2 separate regions of the Homo sapiens genome follow, and region 2 is linked to region 1. A link is a loop called in an ENCODE intact Hi-C map of the cell type or tissue named here. Cell type or tissue: heart right ventricle. All regions are shown on one strand.

The links. Peaks named below come from ENCODE experiments on the same cell type or tissue, not always from the same donor. Only the 100,000 strongest peaks of a DNase experiment are listed, where the experiment ranks them.
Region 2: it touches region 1 in a loop (2.3-fold over the local background); 7 of 110 quality-filtered maps call a loop at or near these places.

The regions. Positions count from the first base shown.
Region 1 is chr16:10,771,111-10,779,110 of GRCh38, reverse strand. TVP23A (trans-golgi network vesicle protein 23 homolog A) reads left to right here. Exons shown (of 8, transcript NM_001079512.4): 3 at 4,015-4,159; 4 at 4,983-5,072; 5 at 5,670-5,798; 6 at 7,313-7,441. Among named protein-coding and RNA genes, the nearest start is that of NUBP1, 31 kb to the right of the region's middle. In heart right ventricle, no CTCF peak of the experiment used is centred here; no DNase peak of the experiment used is centred here.
Region 2 is chr16:10,885,194-10,893,193 of GRCh38, reverse strand. All of the region lies in intron 1 of CIITA (class II major histocompatibility complex transactivator), which reads right to left. Among named protein-coding and RNA genes, the nearest start is that of CIITA, 12 kb to the right of the region's middle. RefSeq lists an enhancer at 5,798-5,917. In heart right ventricle, no CTCF peak of the experiment used is centred here; DNase peaks (open chromatin) are centred at 1,393 and 4,419.

The DNA of each region.
Region 1 (8,000 bases):
TTTTATTTTAGGAGAGCCACAGCCAAAAAGAAAAAAGAAAGAAGCGGGTGGGCAAGGGATTTATTCGAATGCATTTACTTCCACATTTTACCATGGGTCAGCGCACACTTGGCTCACACTTTGACATTTTTTTGAGATCTGTATGTTTTGTTGTTTTGAGATGGAGTCTTGCTCCGTAGTGCAGTGGTGCAATCTCAGCTCACTGCAACCTCTGCCTCCCAGGTTCAAGCAATTCTCCTGCCTCAGCCTCCCAAGTAGCTGGGATTACAGGCGCCTGCCATCAGGCCTGGCTAATTTTTGTAGTTTTAGTAGAGATAGGGTTTCACCATGTTGGCCAGGCTGGTCTCGAACTCCTGACTTCAAGTGATCCAGCCGCCTCAGCCTCCCAAAGTGCTGGGATTATAGGCATGGGCCACCGCGCCCGACCCTCTATCTTTTTTTTTTTTTTTACATTTGTATTGTTCTACAAAGAGGACAGATGTTTCCAGTGATTCTAACTGACTCGATTACAAGGTTCAACATAACAAATATGTTTGCGGAGAATCTTAAATACTGGGTGCTTTTGGGGATATAAAAATGTGTTAAACATGGTCTGTGCCCTCAAAGAACTTTCAGTTATTGAAAGAGCATTTATTTATCTCCAGGGGCAAGGGACAAAATTTTATTCAGTTAGGAAATTCTCAATTAGGTTTACAGCAAAAAGAGACACCCAAGAGTCTTATCTTCTGGAACACTCCAGGAAGTTTTTAAGTTCTATGTGATCCTGTCTAATTCTTCGAGACAGCGATTTGCTCTGTTGCCCAAGCTGGAGTGCAGTGGCATCATCTCGACTCACTGCAACCTCCACCTCCCAGGTTCAAGCGATTCTCCTGCCTCAGCCTCCTGAGTAGCTGGGATTACAGGCACCTGCCACCACAACTGGCTAATTTTTGTATTTTTAGTAGAGACGGAGTTTTACCATGTTGGCCACGCTGGTCTTGAATTCCTGACTTCAACTGATCTGCCTGCCTCGGCCTCCCAAAGAGCTAGGATTACAGGTGTGAGCCACCACACCTGGTGATCCTGTCTAATTCTTCTTTTATTTTTATTTTTATTTTTTTTGAGACGGAGTCTCGCTCTGTCACCAGGCTGGAGTGCAGTAGTACGATCTCAACTCACTGCAACCTCCGCCTCCCAGATTCAAGCAATTCTCCTGCCTCAGCGTCCCGAGTAGCTGGGACTACAGGCGCCCACCACCACGCTCAGCTAATTTTTGTATTTTTAGTAGAGACGGGGTTTCACCATGTTGGCCAGGGATGGTCTCAGTCTCTTGACCTCGTGATCCACCTGCCTCAGCCTCCCAAAGTGCTGGGATTACAGGCGTGAGCCACCACGCCCGGCTTGATCCTGTCTAATTCTTAAAAGCCGGGTGCACTTCCTGGGTTGGTTTTCATTCAGGTCACCAGGAGAGCCAAGAGCCTGAGAGGCTCAGATGAGACCCATCCTGGTGAATAGTTGGTGCTTTGCTACGCAAAAAAGTCACTGTGAAGTCTGCTTCTGAATCTTAACATTCCCCTGGGAGTCGGAAGCCCCACAGTTGTAGAGGCACCTGTGGTTTGTTGACTCGGACTCCGTTTCTTCTTGGGGAGAATGAGCAGGCGCTTTCCCCTGCAGTTCTGTGTGGATCTCTGTGACCACCCCATTCGGCCCCGCATTTTCCAAAGCCCACAACATTTTGTAACCTAATCCAGAGGTTGCAAGCTCACTGCTCGCAGGCCAGTGAGAAACACAGACTGATATTTCAGTAAAAGAATTAGTGGCCATCATTTAAAATCAGATTTCCCATTGCAAGTCTGGATTTCTGACTTCTCATGAAAATCTTGGCTCTGGCAGTACTGGGTCTGGTTTGCACAGCTGCCTGGTGCTGGGAAGAGTCCCTTTCATCCCTCCCTTTTCCTCCCCTGCCCTGAGGTGCGGGTTTCATTCTCATCCATCACTGTGTCAGAGGCGTGTGAACCAGAGCAACTCCATCTTGAATAGGGGCTGGGTAAAACGAGGCTGAGACCTACTGGGCTGCATTCCTGGACGGTTAAGGCATTCTAAGTCACAGGATGAGATAGGAGGTCGCACAGGATACAGGTCATAAAGACCTTGCTGATAAAACAGGTTGCAGTAAAAAAGCCGGCTAAAACCCACCAAAACCAAGATGGCCATGAGAGTGACCTCTGGTCGTCCCCACTGCTACACTCCCACCAGCACCATGACAGTTCACAGATGTCATGGCAACGTCTGGAAGTTGCCCTATATGGTCGAAAAAGGGGAGGCATGAATAATCCACCCCTTCTTTAGCATATCATCAAGAAATAGCCATAAAAATGGGCAACCAGCAGCCCTTAGGACTGCTCTATCTATAGACTAGCCATTCTTTATTCCTTTACTTTCCAAATAAACTTGCTTTCACTTTACTCAATGGACTTGCCCTGAATTCTTTCTTGGGTGAGATCCAAGAACCCTCTCTTGGGGTCTGGATCTGAAACCCTTTCTGGTATAACAACTGGGCTCGTGCCATTGATTTCCTGATCATAGTTGAGTATCGTTCTCTACCTGTGTGCTCTATTTAAACTGGGAAACCACAGAAAGAAACAGAAACCCACAAGTGTCTTCAGTCTGGCCCACATCACCCACTGCCATCACCTGCTCTATACAATTTGGTAACCTTTCTTTTCTTGTTTTTATTTTTTTATTTTTTTATTTTTTGAGTTGGAGTCTGACTTTCTCACCCAGGCTGCAGTGCAGTGGCGTGATCTTGGCTCACTGCAACCTCCGCCTCCCAGGTTCTAGTGATTCTCCTGCCTCAGCCTTCCGAGTAGCTGGGGTTACAGGCAGCCGCCACCATGCCCAGCTAATTTTTGTATTTTGAGTAGAAATGGGGTTTCACCATGTTGGCCAGGCTGGTCTTGAACTCCTGACCTCAGGTGATCCGCCCGCCTCGGCCTCCCAATGTGCTGGCATTACAGGTGTGAGCCACCGTGCCTGGCCTATATCAGACTTACATTAAAAAATAATAATAATAAAAAAAATAAGGCCAGGCGTGGTTGCTTATGCCTGTAATCCCAGCACTTTGGGAAGCCAAAGTGGACAGATCACCTGAGGTCAGGAGTTCGAAACCAGCCTGGCCAACATGTTGAAATCCTGTTTCTACTCAAAGTACAAAAATTAGCTGGGCGTGGTGGCAGGCGCCTATAATCTCAGCTACTTGGGAGGCTGAGGCAGGAGAATTGCTTGAACCCGGGAGGTGGAGGTTGCTGTGAACCGAGATCACGCCACTGCACTCCAGCCTAGGGGACAGAGCAAGACTCCATCTCAAAAAAAAAAAAAAAAAAAAAAGAAAAGCAATTTACACAGGATGAGCATGTTCCCCTTGGCTCCCTCTCTTCTTTCTGGCCAGGTTTGTGTCTAAAGGCACAGTGAACAAGAACCACCTTCCCCTAGATTAAATGCCAGGATTCACGTGCCATTCACCACTGAGCAAGTATGATGAGTTAGACCTGCCATTCACAGGTCACATGTTTCCCTCTGTCCAGGAACACGCATTCCCCGATGACATGAGACACCTGCCCCGTGGGCTGCGTGTGAGCTTGGAGCTCAGTGACTGGTGGTGGAAAAACCCAACCTTTACCTTTAGGGAACTGGCCGTCATCTCTGCTAGGCGGGAAGGCAGTGACTGCTGTCACGTTTCACTTCAAAGATGACCGTGTTTCGAAGAGGGCAAGTGATATTTGGAGTCAAGTGGCGGGAAAGTACTGGATTCTTCGAAGGGGAGGAAAAAAAACAGTGTCAGCATGACTGTCTGGGGACTGCTGACCTAATGATGTGTCCCCAGGGCTACAGCCTGAGTTTCTGCGTCATATGCACCGGGGAGAACATTCCATTGAGCCACGCTAACACCCCCAGCAAAGTCTGAAGTGGTAAAGGGAGTTCAGTGACCATCCGCTTAGCTCTTGGAGTGAGGGCGCCTTCTGGGTCCTTTCCTAGACACCCCTTGGCCACCTTTTTCCACCTGTTTTTCCGAGTGAGTGCCATCGTCACCTACGTGAGCTGCGACTGGTTCAGCAAGAGCTTTGTGGGCTGTTTTGTCATGGTGCTGCTCCTCCTGTCCCTGGACTTCTGGTCTGTGAAGGTGAGGCCCTTTCGTGTGATGTCATCACTTCCGAAACACGAGGCTTGTCCCCTGTGTGCGTGGTACCAAGAGGTACTTTGGTTTAGACTCCTGAGACATGCTTAAGAGTGCTGAGCAGTGTCACTTAAAAGTAAGGGGAATGGAGAAACCCCGTCTCTACTAAAAATACAAAAATTAGCCTGGCGCGGTGGTGTGTGCCTGTAATCCCAGCTACTTGGGAGGCTGAGGCAGAAGAATCACTTGAACCCGGGAGGCGGAGGTTGCAGTGAGCCGAGGTTGTGCCATTGCACTCCAGCCTGGGTGACAAGAGTCAAACTCTGTCTCGGAAAAAAAAAAAAAAAAAAAGAGAGAGAATGAGAGCCAAGTGAGAGGGGTTTCCCTTATAAAAACCATCAGATCTCGTGGCACTTATTCACTACCATGAGAACAGTGTGGGGGAAACTGCCTGTATGATTCAATTATCTCCCACCCGGTCTCCCCCACAACACGTGGGAATTATGGAAGCGACAATTCAAGATGAGGTTTGGGTGGGGAGACAGCCAAACCATATCACTTGTATACGAATTAATACATATATTTAAAACATATATAATATGAACATATAAATTATATATGTTTTGTGGGGGGAGTGTGTAACTTTTTAAAGTAAGCTTAGTTGAAAACTAGAAGTCTTGACATCTGAGAATCCACTACAATTCAAGGCCTTTTTTCTTCCTGCTCCCAGTACAAGTCTGAAATGAATCAAGGAACTTTTGTTTATCAATACAGTGAATAAGCCTCTTTGCCTGTGACCTGCTCAGAGTCCTTTGTCTATTGTTCTCAGAATGTAACCGGAAGACTCCTGGTGGGCCTTCGATGGTGGAACCAGATAGATGAAGATGGGAAGAGCCACTGGATCTTTGAAGCCAGGAAGGTATTCTCCATGACGAGCTGAACTAACCAGAGCGGGGATAATGGGTGTGGAAAGTTTCTGTGGGTTCCTTTGGAGTTTTGTGCATATCTGATTCCTGCCTTACACAAAAGCCACCATTGCCAAGGTGCTCTGGTGAAACATGGGTGTGGCAAAAGTGTCTCCAAAATAGACCGGGCGTGGTGGCTCACGCCTGCAATCCCAGCACTTTGGGAGGCGGAGGTGGGTGGATCACTTGAGGTTAGGAGTTTGAGACTAGCCTGGGCAACATGGTGAAACCCTGTCTCTACTAAAAATACAAAAATTAGCTGGGCGTGGTGGCAGGCACCTGTATTCCCAGCTACTCGGGAGGCTGAGGCAGGAGAATCACTTGAACCCAGGAGGCGGAGGTTCCAGTGAGCCAAGATCACGCCACTGCACTCCAGCCTGGGTGACACAATGAGACTTTGTCTCAAAAACAAAACAAAACAAAACAACACCAACAACAAAAAATCCCACAGCAACAAAAGCATCTGCAAAATAAAATAAATGAAAATGTGAGCACGCTCGTTTGCAACCATTTCCACTTGTTTTGACATTTGAATTACTTTCCTTTAACAGGTCTCTCCGAATAGCATTGCTGCCACAGAAGCTGAAGCACGAATCTTCTGGCTGGGCCTCATAATCTGCCCCATGATATGGATTGTGTTTTTTTTTAGCACCTTATTTTCCTTGAAGCTAAAGTGGCTGGTAAGGCCAGATCTTGACTTCCACATTGCTTTGATGTCTCTGCAAAAAAAGTGTTTGCACCACTAGGCTTTTGTTGTTATTTGTTATTGATTGATTGATCAATTATAACAAGTTTATTGAGATATAATACACATTCCATACAATTTACCCATTTAAAGTATACAATTAGGGGCTTGGCATGGTGGCTTACGCCTATAATCCCAGGCCTTTGGGAGGCCAAGGTGGAAGGATTGCTTGAGCTCAGGAGTTCGAGACCAGCCTGGGCAACATAGCAAAACCCCATCTCTGCAAAAAATGCAAAAATTAGCCAGGCATGATGGTGTGCACGCTTGAGCCCGGGAAGCAAAGGTTGCAGTGAGCCAAGATTGTGCCACTGCACTCCAGCCTGGGTGCTAGAGTGAGACCTTGTCTCCAAAAAATAAAATAAATACTAAGTGTGGAATTCAGTGGCTTCTAGTGCAGTCACAGAGTTGTACAGCCAAAACCACCATCAATGTTAGGAAATTTTCATCACCGGAAGAAGCCTTGCGCCCTTTTGACATTGCTTCCCTGTGCTTCTGTTCCTCCAAGCCCTGGCACCTATTAATTTTTCTGTTTCTGTGGATTTGCCTATTCTGGGCATTTCATATAAATGGACTCACACAGGCTGGCACAGTACCTCACATCTGTAATCCCAGCACTTTGGGAGGCTGTGGCAGGTGAATCACCTGAGGTCAGGAGTTTGAGACCAGCCTGGCCAACATGGCAAAACCCTGTCTGTACTATAGATACCAAAATTAGCTGGGCGTAGTGGCACACGCCTGTAATCTCAGCTACTTGGGAGGCTGAGGCAGGAGAATCGCTTGAACCCAGGAGGCGGAGGTTGCAGTGAGCCAAGATCGTGCCACAGCACTTCAGCCTGGGTGACAGAGTGAGGCTCCGTCTTAAAAAAAATCAATAAATAGAGAAAACAAAATATTTGTAGATAGTAAAACAACAGTGTCATTTAATGAAAGTGCGGGCCCTGGAATTTGGATCCCGGCTCGACCACGCTCCAGCTCTGTGACCTTGGGCAGCTTTCGTCTTCCTGAGCCTCAGTTTCCTCTTTGTAAAATGGGATGATGATGGTGGCAACCTCTCCAGTTGTAATGATTCTGAGGTGTCCGTGGGTATTTGCAAATGCTCAGTAAATGTTGGCTGTTACTATTCTTAGGTGCAGGCTAGAGCATTTCTACGTGGCTTGAGAGGTGCATTTCTGTAAATGCTCTTAGAAAGTGACCTTTGCGTCAGATGGAGACCATCCTGGCTAACATGGTGAAACAGTGTCTCTACTAAAAATACAAAAAAATTAGCCAGGCCTGGTGGCGGACGCCTGTAGTCCCAGCTACTCGGGAGGCTGAGGCAGGAGAATGGTGTGAACCCGGGAGGCGGAACTTGCAGTGAGCTGAGATCGTGCCTCTGCACCCCAGCCTGGGCGACAGAGCGAAACTCTGTCTCAAAAAAAAGTGACCTTTGCTTTCTTTGTCTGAGTGCAGGCTCTGGTGGTTGCTGGGATCTCTCTCCAAGCTGCAAACCTGTATGGCTACATCCTTTGTAAGATGGGAGGCAACAGTGACATTGGCAAGGTCACAGCCAGTTTCCTGTCCCAGACAGTGTTCCAGACGGTGAGTAACTGAGGTCTGACTCTTGGACCACTCCTCTCCAGGTAGTCAAAGTCAAGGTGGCCTGCTGGCAACTGCGGTTTGTAATGTAACATATCCGCCAGGCTGCCAATGTTTTATTGTTTATATATTTTTTGGGAGACAGGATCTCGCTCTGTCACCCAGGCTAGAGTGCAATGGTGTGATCGCGGCCTATTGCAACCTCCATCTCTTGGGCTCAAGCGATCCTCCCACCTCAGCCTCTGGCACAGTTGGGACTACAGGTGTGTACCACCATGCCTGGCCTTTTTTTTTTGTAGAGACGAAGTTTTGCCATGTTGCCCAGGCTGCTCTAGAACTCCTGAGCTCAAGCAGCCCGCCTGCCTTGGCCTCCCAAAGTGCTGGGATTACAGCCATGAGTGAGCCACTGTGCCTGGCAGTTTTGTTTTTTAATTGTAAGATTTACATAAAATGTACCATTGTAACCATTTTAAAATGTATAGTTCTGTGGCATTAAGTATAACCACTTTATTGTGCAACCTTCACCCCACCCAGCTCCAGAACTGCTTTCATCTTGCAAAAC
Region 2 (8,000 bases), 110 kb before region 1:
TCAGCAGGGCCACGCTGCCTCTGGAGGCTCGAGGGGAGAATGCTTCCTTGCCTCCTCTAGCTGCTGGGAACTACTGGTGATCCTTGACTTGTGGTCTTGTGGCTGCATCACTCTAAACTCAGCTTTAGTGGCCACATCACCTACTCCTCATGTAGCAAGTCTCTTTCTCTTATAAAGACACTTGTCATTGGATTTAGGACCCACCTAGATAATCCAGGATGATGTCATTTCAAGATCTTTAATTCTTTTTTTGCCTTCTTTTGAGACAGAGGCTTGCTCTGTTGCCCAGGCTGGAATGCAGTGGCGCTGTATCGGCTCACTGCAACCTCCACCTCCCAGTTCAAGCGATTCTCCTGCCCCAGTCTCCTGAGTAGCTGGGATTACAGGTGCTCACCACCATGACCAGCTAATTTTTGTATTTTTAGTAGAAATGGGGTTTTGCCATGTTGGCCACGCTGGTCTTGAACTCCTGACCTCAGGTGATCCTCCAATCTCAGCTTCCCAAAGTGCTGGGATTACAGGCATGAGCCACTGCACCCAGCCCCTTAACTTAATTCTATCTGCAAAGACCCTTTTCCCAAATAAAGTCACACTGACAGGTTCCAGGGATTTGACATGGACATATCTTTTGGGGGGCCACCTTTCAACCCACCACACATGACATGCAGATGAAGGCTGGAAAGAAACAGAGGGAGCTTCCTGGAGGAGGTAAGAGGAGAGCTGGCCCTGAAGCTGGAAGACCAGAGGGAGGCTCCTACTGCCCTGTTCTGGGCCCAGAAGAGAATACATTGAAGAGTAAGCTCATGAGAAAACACACACTCAACTTGCCACCCCATTCCTGAGACTCATTTTCTTTTTCTTTTTTTTTTTGAGACAGAGTCTCACTCTGTCGCCCAGGCTGGAGTGCAGTGGTGCAATCTTGGCTCACTGCAACCTCTGCCTCCCGGATTCAAGCAATTCTCCTGCTTCAACCTCCCAAGTAGCTGGCATTACAGGCACCCGCCACCATGCCTGGCTAATTTTTTTATTTTTAGTAAAGATGGGGTTTCACCATGTTGGTCAGGCTGGTTTCGAACTCCCGACCTCAGGTGATCCACCCGCCTTGGCCTCCCAAAGTGCTGGGATTACAGGTGTGAGCCACCACACCCGGCCCAGAGACCCATTTTCTTTCACGCATCCACAGCTTTCACTGCCTGGGGAGAGGCTCAGCACAGACCCCCGGATGTCACAGAGAATGATCTTTCCAGTCCAAGCTGGGGCACTGGCTGGGCCCACTTGTTCATGACGGTTGAGCGGGGGCTGCAGGAACCCAAACATAACCGGCTTGCAGCGAGATCCCAGCCAACCATGACTAGAGGAAGCAGAACTGAAAGATGGGGCCACCGCCCTTTTCCTGGAGCAGGGCCAAAGCTGGGAGATGGTTGGGGGTGAGATGCTCCACCTCTCCCAGCCCCTTGGTCAGGGACACAGGCACAAAATCTGTTCTCTCAGAGCAGTGAGAAAAGACACCTTTGCCCCAGCTCCTGCCTGATGCCCGCCTCCCATTCCACCCATGCTCTTTATTAAGAACCTACATTGCAGCAATCTGCCTCCTCTTTGAGGCAGTGTGATCTCGTGACAAGAGCTCCAGACTGATCCTAGCAACTCCGTGAATGAGTTGTGTGACTTTGGACTTTGGGCCATATCTATAAAATGATTCCATATCTATAACATTTCTATAAGATAATTCCATATCTATAAAATAATAAGTTACCCAAACTCAGTTTTCTCACAGGGCATTGGGTCTGCCAGGGACCTTCAAGCTTGACCTCTTTCCTTCACTCTGCAGATGACAAGACTGAGACCCCGGGAAGGACGTGACTTGCACAAGACCTCATAGCCTGTCGGTGGCTGCCCCTGCCCCTTCTCCCCCACTCCCCCTGCCAAGACTCCCAGGCTGGTGCTCTTTCCCCCCAGTCAAAATGTTCCCAATGAAATGATCACCCTTGTCCTGTCTGGGCTCAAGCATAGAGACACAGGTGGTATCACAGATGGGGGATGGTGGGAGGGACCGCAGGGAGGAGCCTGGAGACATTTAGCCCACCCCCACTTATTGATGAGCTCTGCTTCAAACTCTGGATGACACTGCTGTGTGGTTAAGCACACAGTCAGAGAAATAAATTGAGAAGGGAAAGAAGGCAAGTATCGTGAGCTTTGGCGTAAAATTTACCAACTTTGAGACTACCCCTACCTACCAACACACTGTAACCTGGGCAAGTTCATTTTTTAAACCACTTGGAGCCTCAGTTTCCATATCTATAAAATGCGAATAATAATTGGCAACTCACAAGGATTAGGGGAGTTAAGTCACGCGGAGCCCTTAGCAATGGGACTGGCAATCAGTAAGTGCTGAATGAACAGAAGTTTAAGGCAGCACAGCTTCTACATGGTGAGTATAATATGTGTGATGGCCATCATTATTAGTTTGCTTCTTACGTTTGTGAGAGTGACAAAGGGACCCTTTCCCTTCCATTTCTTCCGAGGTCAAACTTTGTGAAGCCGAGCTTTCTGTTCTTTTGCATAAGGGGACCCTGCAGACTTCATAGGAACAAGAAGGGCCCCATAGGCCGGGCATGGTGGCTCACATCTGTAGAAATTCCAGCACTTTGGGAGTCCAAGGCAGGAGTATCACCTCAGTCCAGGAGTTTGAGACCAGCCTGGGCAACATGGTGAAGCCCTATCTCTACAAATAACACAAAACTTAGCTGGGCGTGGTGATGTGCATCTGTAGAACCAGCTACTCAGGAGGCTGAGGTGGGAGGATAGCTTGAGCCTGGGGAGGTGTCAAGGCTGCAGTGAACTGAGATTGCACCACTGCACTCCAGCCTGGGTGATAGAGCCAGACTGTGTCTCAGAAAAAAAAAAAAGGCCCCCACAGCCAGCAGGGCAGCTTGGATGGTCTGGCCACGCTCCCCATCACCACCACTGAGAAGTTGCCTGGGCAAAAAGTCACCAGAGGGCCTAAGATCTGCGTCATTGGCTCAACCTGGACAAGAAGAAACCCCCTCCCAGAAGCCCCCAATACACATTTCAGCGCCCCACTTCCTGCTTCCCTAAGACTGAAGCCTGCACCTTAAGCACTTCCTCTTGGGTGATCAAGGATTTGCAGCTCACAGTGGACTTCTGCCTCCATCCTCCACACCATCTGAGTTCCCAAAAAGCTCTGGGGAAAAGGCAGGGTAGAGTGTTATGCCCATTTGAGCTTAGAGGAGGTTCACACGCCTCAGTGAAATGGCTTGTCCAAGGTCATGTGGTTTAGGAGCTTGCATCTGAATTCTGGCTGTGATGCCTTAGCCAAGTCACTTGACCTCTCTGAACATCAGTTTTCCCAATATTAGTTCTGGAGAATGAAGATTGCCTTGCAGCCCACCACTGTGGGAGGCCGAGGCAGGCAGATCACTTGAGGTCAGGAGTTTGAGACCAGCCCGGGCAACATGGTGAAATCCCGTCTCTACTAAAAATACAAAATTAGCCAGGCATGGTGGCGTGCTTCTGTAATCCCAGCTACTTGGGAGGCTGAGGCAGGAGAATCGCTTGAACCTGGGAGGCAGAGGCTGCAGTGAACCAAGACTGCGCCACTGCACTCCAGCCTGGGCGACAAAGTGAGATACCATCTCAAAAAAAAAACAAAAAACAAAAAACAAAAAAGATTGTCCTGCAGGATCATCAGAAGGCCAAGGGAGTTCTGTGTGGGGTGCCAGCTATGTGGGAAGCCTACAGTCAAAGGAAGCCCATTACATTAGAGGGTGTCAAAGCTGAAATTCAGGCCCAAGACTCTAGGTTTCCCCACAACGCCACAGCTGCCTCCCAGTCACACCAAGATCTACTTGAATCTTGGCATGGGACCTTCCTCTATCCCCAGAGCCAAGTTTCCTATGTCTATAGATGCTTAGGAAGTGCTTCAAAGGCCCCTTCATTGGACTGTTTCTCCAAACCACATTGCCAGAGCGGGATGGAGGGAAAAGATGGCCCTGATCATCCCGTGGCAGGAGAGAGAGCCCTTCAGCTCTCCCTGAGGGCAGGGACTGTATCCCTCTAGCTCACCTTCTCCCAGCTCTCAGCATGTTTCTGCGCATGGCAGCCTCTCTTCATCCGTGGCAATGATATAGAACTAGAATTCACAGTGTCCAGCAAGTGCCAGGTACCAAATGACATGACTCGTAGGCATTACCCCATTTGGTCTAACTTACACATCAGCTATTTGTATTCCTGTTTTTCAGATGAAGAGACAGGCTCAGAGGGATTAGTGGGCTGAGATTTGAACCAAACTACCCATCTCCAAAGTCTCAGCCCACTCTATAGCCTTTTTGAATTGCTGTTGGCCCCCCAGCACCCCGGCGAGGGAAGGCGTGGGTGGCAAGACAATTTCTCCTTTTGAGGAGCCATGTGGGGGCAGGGCAGAGGCGCGGTCTGTGTCTTTTTGGTAAATGGGCAGTATTTTTAGAAGGTCCTCTTTGAAACTGTGCTTCCCCCTGGGCCACCACCTTCCACATCCAACTCGAGAAAATATTCCTGATCTTTTTGCCATCAAAAGTCCTTTTTGGGGTTTATTTTCATCCCCACTTCACACTGCATGCAGGATTTGAAAGGCTAAGTGTAGACACTAAACAGGTGTCTGAAATAACAATTCACCTCTCTCTCCCCCGAGGGAAATCAGGTGTCGCCACAATGTTCTAACTCAGACTTAAACTATCTGAAGATCAGTGCATGCATCTCTTCTGGGAACAGCATAACGTTCCATCTCAGCTGGTGGGAGATGAATGGAGCTCAGATGGTGAGCTTTGGGGTGAAATTTCCCAACTTTCAGGTTATCCCTACCTACCAACGCACTACAATCTGGGTAAGTTCATTTTTTAAACCACTTGGAGCCTCAGTTTCCTTATCTGTAAAGTGGGGGATAATAATTGGCAACTCATAGGATTAGGGGAGTTAAGTTGCATGGAGCCCTTAGAAAGGGGACTGGCGACCAGTAAGTGCTCAATGAACAGTAGCTTAAGGCAGCACAACTTCTGCATGGTGAGTACAATATGCGTGATGACCATTTTTATTATTAATGTGCTTCTTACCTCTGTGAGAGTGACCAGGGGAGATTTCTCTGTGTCTGGGGCTGTGCTAGATGCCTTGCATTTACTATTCTGTTTCAACTGTTAACGGCAACTCTGGGAGATTGTTGTTATTATAGCCATTTTACAGACGCAGGCGCTGAGATTACGTCCAGTTCATTAGATGTTTTCTTCCCAGAGGCGGGGAGTCTATCTTTGAGGGTCTAAGGAGGCACTGAAAGGGAGAAGAAGGCTCTTTTGCTACCCCTAAAAGCCTCCAGCACTGCTCTGAACTGTGATTAAAGAGCATGAGAAGGAGGCCAGGGGTGGTGGCTCACGCCTATAATCCTAGCACTTTGAGAGGCCGAGGCTGGCGGATTACTTGAGGTCAGGAGTTCAAGACCAGCCTGACCAGCATGGTGAAACCCCGTCTCTGCAAAAATACAAAAATGAGCTGGGCGTGGTGGTGGGTGCCTATAATCCCAGCTACTTGGGAGGCTGAGGCAGGAAAATTGCTTGAACCTGGGAGGCGGAGGTTGCAGTGAGCCGAGATCACGCCACTGCACTCCAGCCTCGGTGACAGAGCAAGACTCTGTCTCAGACAAAAAAAAAAAAAGCTTGAGAAGGAATACTTCCCTACTCTTGACCATGAACTTCTCCTCCTGAGGAATAATGGGAAGACCTCTGAACTGTGTGCCTAGAGACATGGTTTGAGTTTCTGCTCTGCCTTTGATCCTGAGTACATTACCTTAGCCCTCTGAGCCTCCGTTTCAACGAGTGTTGGAGCCCCTTCAATTGAGTCTTTTTGAGATTCTGATTCCTCGTTGCCTGGCAGTCTTCTCCTTTTCCTTTCCCCCAAGGCCCCCCCCAACACCAACCTGCTCCCCAACCTCATGACAAGCTGCTTCCGGGGGCCAAATGGTGTTGGGAAGCCAGGGGCCTAGGAATGCCTATCTACCATGACCAGACCCCAAACAGCTTCTTTGTGGGGGTAGTAGCTCAAATGAGTTCCGCTTTTGCTCATGCACCCTGTAGTCCTCCAGATAAACTCTAAGAAACATCTCTCACTTTTCCCCTCTAAAGCTGTAAAACAATGATTCACTGAGCACCCCGTAAGAAAGTCACTGAGCTCAGTTCCTTACTGGCCCCAAAGAGGTTTACCACACAGTCCCTGCCAAAGAGGCTTGCAATGTAGACCCAGATGATATTTTAGGAGAGAGACAAAACATAATAATAGCATAGTGGTTAAGGGTGCAGGCTCTGGGTTCAAATCTTAGTTCCACACTTGCTGTGTGACTTTGCAAATGTTACTCAACCTCTCTGAGTCACAGAATCGACTGCATTTTGTTGGCACAGTGCTTATGTCACTGGGTTGTTGTGACTTACCTAAAGTGACTTAGCGAGTAAGTGGTACTAAGATGTAAACTCCAAAAATAAAACAGCAAAGTGACACTTGATACTGTACAACTGGCAAAAGTTAGACATCTGGGAAATGCCAAGTGTTGGTTACACGGGTTTGTGGGAATGTAGATGGATGGGGCCGCTCTGGAGAACGACCTGGCATCATGTAGAATATCTAAGGATATGTAGATCCTACCACCTGGCAATTCAGCTCTTGGGTCTATATATCCTGAAGAAATGTTCCCACAACTCCCCAGGAGAACCCATCTGAGGATGGTTACTGCTGTGTTATTTGTGGTGACAGAGAGTTGGAGGTCACCTAGGTGTCCATCACTGGGGGTGTGGACAGGTGAAAAGTAACCCCTGCACTCCATAGAGAACAATGTCCGTGATTAGAAGCAAAGATCAAATGCATCAGAAGCAAGGCAAGTAGATCCTAAAAACATAGTACAGAATGCAAAAGTAAGAAACTGTGGCCAGGCGTGGTGACTCGCACCTGTAATTCCAGCACTTTGGGAGGCCGAGGCGGGTGGATCACCTGAGGTCAGGAGTTTGAGACCAGCCTGGCCAAGGTGGTAAAACCCCATCTCTACTAAAAATAGAAAACTCAGCCTGGGTGACAGAGTGAGACTCCATCTAAAAAAAAAAAAAAAAGGCAAAACATGTTTTATAAGAGCACATACAAACAGAAAGATACACCTGAAATGCATTAGAATGGGCACCCAGTATGGGAAATAGGGACATTAATGAAGAGAAAACCCTCATGTGAACCAAAGATCATAGTGTACCATGACCTGGGCTGCACTGGGCAGTTAATCGAAGGTTTAAAGGCCCAGGGGTTGAAAAGAAAAGAAACAAAGGAGGATTCATGGGGTGAGGTTGGTACCTCTATGGCTCACCAACAATAGGGCCTGCACAGAGCCTGGTACCTATAGATGTTCACAAAGAAACAAACCTCTGCTCTTGCCACCCCACAGGCTGTCTGGTGATGGCTTGATTTGTGCCCAAGAGCCCAGGGTCCTGGGGAAGAGATAGGAACATGCTGGACTTGGAGCAGGATGGGGGAGGAGCTGGATGTAGAGGAAGAAGCCCCTCACTCTCCAGCCTGCTGTTTGCAAACCAAGTGTAGATATCCCAGGAGAACGAGACAGAGAGAGGACTTAAGAGAAACTACTGGTCTCACTCAAGACTTTCACTTCCTGGAGTGGCACGAGGAGGTCACAGGAGACGGAGAGGAAACTAAGGCATGTAGCAACACTGCAATGCTCAGGGGCTTATGGGCCTGGAAACAGTTGCAGGATCTGATCATTTGTCCTCAAGGCAGGGAGACTAGAAGACGTGCGTGCATGTGCCTGCATGCATGTGTGTGCATGTGTATGTGTGTAATGGGGGCAGGAGGTCAGATGAGCTTCGTGTCAGGAGAGGTCTGGAGATATTGCTATTGGTTGGCTCTAAATCCCCTTTCTGACCTGCAAGCTCCTCAGCTGTGCCACAGGGGCTTGGCTGCAAAATCAAAAG